Regions from separate parts of the Homo sapiens genome. Here region 1 is linked to region 2. A link is a contact called in ENCODE Hi-C or POLR2A ChIA-PET data. All regions are on one chromosome and are shown on one strand. Each heading gives the region's core, a stretch centred on a gene start or an enhancer-like site at or near the end of the contact. The rest is flanking DNA. Distances are from core to core; before and after follow the strand shown. Region 1 overlaps RERE (arginine-glutamic acid dipeptide repeats). Region 2 has its middle 32 kb from the start of ERRFI1.

What was found. A loop is a pair of places that touch in the nucleus more often than their neighbours do. ChIA-PET counts read pairs that join two places held with the same protein, here RNA polymerase II (POLR2A). Pooled maps may share reads with other maps.
Region 1: a loop to region 2 is called in a pooled map, with 3 times the contacts of the local background. The contact joins two enhancer-like sites. A Hi-C loop is called at or near these places in 2 of 50 pooled maps. POLR2A ChIA-PET finds 5 or more read pairs at or near these places in 2 of 52 experiments (Caco-2 and GM12878).

Annotation. Positions count from the first base shown.
Region 1 is chr1:8,642,244-8,644,973 of GRCh38, forward strand. All of the region lies in intron 2 of RERE (arginine-glutamic acid dipeptide repeats), which reads right to left. Among named protein-coding and RNA genes, the nearest start is that of SNORD128, 150 kb to the left of the region's middle. RefSeq lists a silencer at 1,406-1,535. Within about 2 kb of position 1,473, at least 5 of the 41 ENCODE cell types and tissues checked have a DNase peak (open chromatin) inside an H3K27ac peak, as active enhancers do; they include GM12878, where a contact is called at or near this core.
Region 2 is chr1:7,992,553-7,995,535 of GRCh38, forward strand. No RefSeq gene overlaps it. Among named protein-coding and RNA genes, the nearest start is that of ERRFI1, 32 kb to the right of the region's middle. Within about 2 kb of position 1,684, at least 3 of the 41 ENCODE cell types and tissues checked have a DNase peak (open chromatin) inside an H3K27ac peak, as active enhancers do; they include GM12878, where a contact is called at or near this core.

The DNA of each region.
Region 1 (2,730 bases), core at 223-2,722, 650 kb after region 2:
CCCATCACAATTCTGGAGGTAGGTACTCTTATCCCCATTTTATTGATGAAAAGACAAAGGCACAGAGGCTGTCCTCTACTCCACGTTAACCCACCAGCAGTGGGGTACTAGATTATGCTGTCCTTTCTCCCTCTGTGTAACTGATTCAGATTTGTGGTCAAGATGAAACCTAAGGAAGTTTATGCACAACACTGAAACATCTAAGAGAATTTTTTAGGGCTGTTTCACTTGTAAGTCTAATTAACTTATAAGAAGAGTTAAGTACTTGAGGTTTGTGTTAATAGACTTTTTAAAAATAGAAACCAAATATTAAATTAGTAAAGGCAAGCTTAAATGTTGAAGATATTAACGAGTTTATAAACAAGACTAATTTGTAATTCAAAATCCCTTAAAAGTGATTAAAATGTTTAATTTATAAATGAGATTTATAAGCTGAATTTTTTAAAAAGTGTAACAGTGTCCTTCAATTTGCAACTTTAACAAATTGAATATCAATTTTTTTAAACCTAGGTAAACCTTCTGGACAGTCATTTCTGCATATAAATATCAATCTTAAGGACTCTTCCCAAAAAGTCCTCCCATCAACTGCTCTGTGCACATGTCTCCTACTCAACTGCTAAAGGAAGAACAGCTGAGACAATGCTACCCAAGAGAGGCACCTAGGGCTAAGCACTCACATCTAGCAGCTAACTCTGCCTGCGCTAATAGGTATCTAGGGAATGAGTAAGTGCCTAGAATGTGCTAGACACTTTTCCAAGTACCTGGGATACATCGGGGAAAAAGATCCCTGTCCTGCTGGAACCAACCAGCATGGAAAAAGACACACAACAGAAATGGAAATGGAAGATGCCATGGGTGTGAGTGACTGTGAAAGGTGGGGGGATCCAAGAATTGAAAATCCTAGTGGGCTCAAACAATTTCTGGATCAATTGGCCCCAGGAAGGTGGAAAGTTAAGAGGTAGAAGAGTGGAATCCATGAGTAGGTCATCACCAGGCTGCATTCCTGAATCTGATCATTAATTGCTCATAAAAATACCTTCAAAGATTGACCTTTCAACATGTTTTTGCTCATTATTGAGCCCAATTTTTAAACAGCCACCTAAAGAACATTTCTGTTTCCTCTGGAACACAGTTTTTGAACACACTGTGGTTCACTGCTTCTTATGTAGATATTTCTGCTATAACACAATATATGTTACTGGGAAGACCACATATTCAGCAAAAATGTTCACTAAAAATGAAAGGACTTACGTAAAATACAGGGTAAAAAGCAGACTACTCAAACCCTATGCAACTCTGAAATCAGATGGCTATTTTGTTAAAAATCAATACTTAAGAAATAAGAAACCCAGGCAGTTACCCAAGAGTGGCTGCACGCTGCCAAAGGTGATACTGAGAATACATGAAAACAACAGATGCTGGCTTGAAGGCACCAAAACAATGCAGTAATCTGGGGGTTTTTGTGAAGGTGAGCACAGCAGACAGGGCAACCTGCCACAGAGCATAATGTTAGCGTGTGCCTCTCTGGGGAGGGAACCCCAGGGGACAGGTGTTCATTTTTCATTTCATTTTCAATAGAAATGAGAAAGCTCCTGCTGATGCAACAGCCAGAGTGAAAGTTTAAATTCTCACCTATTTTTTTCCTTTCCTGCTAAAATACAATCCCACATTATACCATTAAAGTATATATTATAATTCTATTCCATCTGGTCACACTCCTCTTGCCTAGCAAAAGTTGCACATGAACCAGCATAAAGTGCACATTCTATTGACCTCACTGTTCTATTTACTTACCTATCACACACAAAGCAAAACAAACTATTGCTAAATATCCATATGCAATAACAAGGTCTCATGGCCAGCCCACATCTATTTCCCCTACCAAACTGCTTCCCAAGCTCATTGTGGGGAATAACTTTAGCCCCATCATGTGCAGGCTTGGGAAAGCAATCAATCCAGGTTTCTGTCTTTTTTTATACAAGACATGTGCATGCAATTCAAGGTAGACATACTATATTTACTCTTTTGGAACTGTGAATCTTGAGCTGAGTGACAGCAAGGACAGGAAGATCCTGAAGGGCCCTATTCCAGTTATAGCATGTGGTTGGAACGGTCAGTAGTTCCCGCCAACCAAGTACCTGAACGCTCTCGTTCCAAGTAGGTTTTGGAGGCTTTTTTCCAGCTTCCCAACCATTATGGGGGAAGCCTGTAATTATGTGAGCCACTCTAACAACACATTGCCCTTTGTGTTATGTGATCAATGTACACCACCTTGCATCAAAAAACTTTTCATGCATACAACATGCTTGCTTTTTATTAGATCATAGAAAAATGTGTATTTCTCTTTCAGTTACTTAGGGTTCAAAATCCAGTAATCACCATTAGCCTATGTATTCTTGAACAATTTACTACTCACCTTCTCAGCTTACTTCCCATAGTTTCCTTATGGACTATGTTGCCCAGGCTAGCCTCAAACTTCTGGGCTCAAGTGATCCTGCCAACTCAGTCTCCTGAGGAGCTGGGACTACAGATGCTCACCACTGTGCCTGACTAGACATACAATTTTTGGCAACAGGAGAGCTATAAATAATTTTAGGAGTAAAAGGAGAAAAGAGAAAAAGAGCAAAGTAATTATATCACTTGCATTTTCGAAGAAATCAGTCTATCTCTTCTTTTTTCTTCCACACAGGTTATTTGTTTTTTGTATTCTCTTCAGGGTTTTATGCAAAT
Region 2 (2,983 bases), core at 434-2,933:
TTTACAAATATGTAACTCTACACACACATCCACACACATTATGTTTTATACATACACAGAGATTGTACATTATTGTGTCAATTTTTTAAAAATAAAGTAAGGCCGAGCACAGTGGCTCATGCCTGTAATCCCAGCACCTTGGGAAGCCGAGGTGGGTGGATCACCTGAGGTCAGGAGTTCGAGACCAGCCTGGCCAACATGGTGAAACCGCATCTCTACTAAAAAAAAAAAAATACAAAAATTAGCTGGGCCTGGCGTCCGGCGCCTATAAGCCCAGCTACTCAGGAGGCTAAGACAGGAGAATCGCTTGAACCCGGGAGGCGGAGGTTGCAGTGAGCCGAGATCACGCAATTGCACTCCAGCCTGGGCAACAAGAGCAAAACTCCATCTCAAAATAAATAAATAAATAAAAACAAAATAAAATACATAGGATCCTATTGAGTATATTGTTTTGCAAATTGAATTTTTTGAAACAGTATGTCTTAGAAATCTGCTCATGTTCAAGTCCACTTTGTTTATGTAATGGTTGAACAGAATGTTATAGTATAACCACACTGTAATTTAACCTTTTTTTTTTTTTTTTTGAGACTGAGTCTTGTTCTGTCACCTAGGCTGGAGAATAATGGTGCGATTAAGACTCACTGCAGCCTCCACCTCCTGGGCTCAAGCCATTCTTTCACCTCAGCTGCCCGCCCCTTCACCCCCAGTAGCTGGAACTACAGGTACCTGGCACTGCAGGCACATGCCACCACACCCAGCTAATTTTTTTGTATTTTTTTGTAGAGATGGGGTCTCACTATGTTGTCCAGGCTGGTCTCAAACTCCTGGGCATTCCTCTATTAATGGATTTCCCCCATTAAATTTTTTTATTGCAGTAAAATACATACAACATGAAATGTACCATCCTAACCATTTTAAGTATACGGTTCGGTGGTATTAGATACATTCATCCCGTTGTGCAAGCATCAGCACCATCCATCTCCCGAACTCTTTTTCATCTTGTAAAACTGAGACTCTGTATCCAGTAAACACTAACTTTCCTTCCCCCTACCCCTAGCCCCTGGCAACCACCATTCCACCTTCTCTCTCTGTGAATGAGAGTACCCTCAGTACCTCCTCTCCGTGGAATCACATAGTATTTGTCTTTCTGTGACTGGCTTATTTTACTTAGCAAATCATCCTCAACGTCCATGTTGTGGCATGTGTTAGAATTTCCTTCCTTTTTTTTTTGAGACCGAGTCTCGCTCTGTTGCCCAGGCTAGAGTGCGGTGGTGTGATCTTGGCTCACCGCAACCTCCGCCTCCCAGGTTCAAGCGATTCTCCTGCCTCAGCTCCCAAGTAGCTGGGATCACAGGCGCGCGCAACCACACCAGGCTGATTTTTGTATTTTTTGTACAGACGGGGTTTCGCTGTGTTCTTCAGGCTGGCCTCAAACTCCTGACATCAAATGATCCGCCCGCCTTGGCCTCTGAAAGTGCTGGGATTACAGGCGTGAGCCACTGCCCCTAGCCCATAATTTCCTTCCTTTTTAAGGCTGAATAAAATTTAAGTGTATGTATGTTCCACATTTTGCTTATCCTTTCATCCCTTTATAGATTCTTGGGTTACTTCCACCTCTTAGCTATTGTGAATAATGCTGCTGTTAACATGGTGTCCACAGCTCTTCCGGACCCTGCTTTCGATTCTTTGGGGTATACACGCAGAAGTGGAATTGCTGAATCATATGGTCATTCTCATTGTGGTTTTGGTTTGCATTTTCCTAATGACTAATGATGTGGAGCATCTTTTCATCTGCTTATTGGCCATTTGTACATCTTAGATATGTCTATTCAAGTGCTTTGCCCATTAAATTTTTTTTTCCAGGGGCCATGCTAATAATCTGTGTTGTTCCATTTTTAGTATATGTGCTACTGAAGTGTGCACTTTGCCCAGTTTTGAATCGGGTTTTTGTTGTTGCTGCTGATATGATTTGTTTTTTTTTTTTTTTGAAACAGAGTCTCACTCTGTCTCCCAGACTGGAGTGCAATGGCGCGATCTCAGCTCACTGTAACCTCCACCTCCCGAGTTCAAGCGATTATCCCACCTCAGCCTCCCATGTAACTGGGATTACAGGCATGTGCCACCATGCCTGGCTAATTCTTTTGTATTTTTAATAGAGATGGGGTTTCATCATGTTGACCAGGCTGGTCTTGAATTCCTGGCCTCAAGTGATCCACTTGCCTCAGCCACCCAAAGTGCTGGGATTACAGGCGTGAGCCACTATGGTTGACCCACGCATAAGCCAACTTTAATGTTTTTCAATAAAGTTTTGTAATTTCCCCATTAAGCGTTTACACATCTTTTGGATTTATTGTTGGTATTATTAGGTCTGTCTTTTTTTCTTTCTTCTTTCTCTCTTCTCTTTCTTTCTCTTTTCTTTCTTTTTCTTTCTTTCTCTCTCCCTTTCTTTCTTTTTCTCTCTTTCCTTTTCTTTCTCTCTCTCCCTTTCCTTTCCTTTTCTTTTTCTCTTTTTTTCCTTTTCCTTCTTTCTCTTTCTTTCTTTCTCTTTCTCTCTCTCTCTTTCTTTCTCTTTCTCTCTCTCTCTTTCTTCCTTTCTCTTTCTCTCTCTCTCCTTCCTTCCCTCCCTCCCTCCCTCCTTCCTTCTTTCCTTCTTTCTCCTTTTTCTTTCTTTCCTCCCTCCCTCCCTCCCTTCCCTCCTTCCTTCCTTTCTTTTTCATTGTTAATTCCTTTTTTAAATTGTTTTCTGATTGTTGCTGGTATATAGAAATACAGATACTTTTATTTACTTATTTACTTTTTTAAGAGACAGGGTCTTCCTCTGTCACGCAGGCTGGAGTACACTGGTGTGATCAAATTTATGACCTGCTTTTAGGCAAAAAGGGGGAGGGCAGAGAACTCTTTCTGGATCTGTTGATTCTCAATTGCCTTCAGCTCAAAATAATCTTTATGTCAAAGTCGCATATTCTGTGGTGGCCTGTCCGGA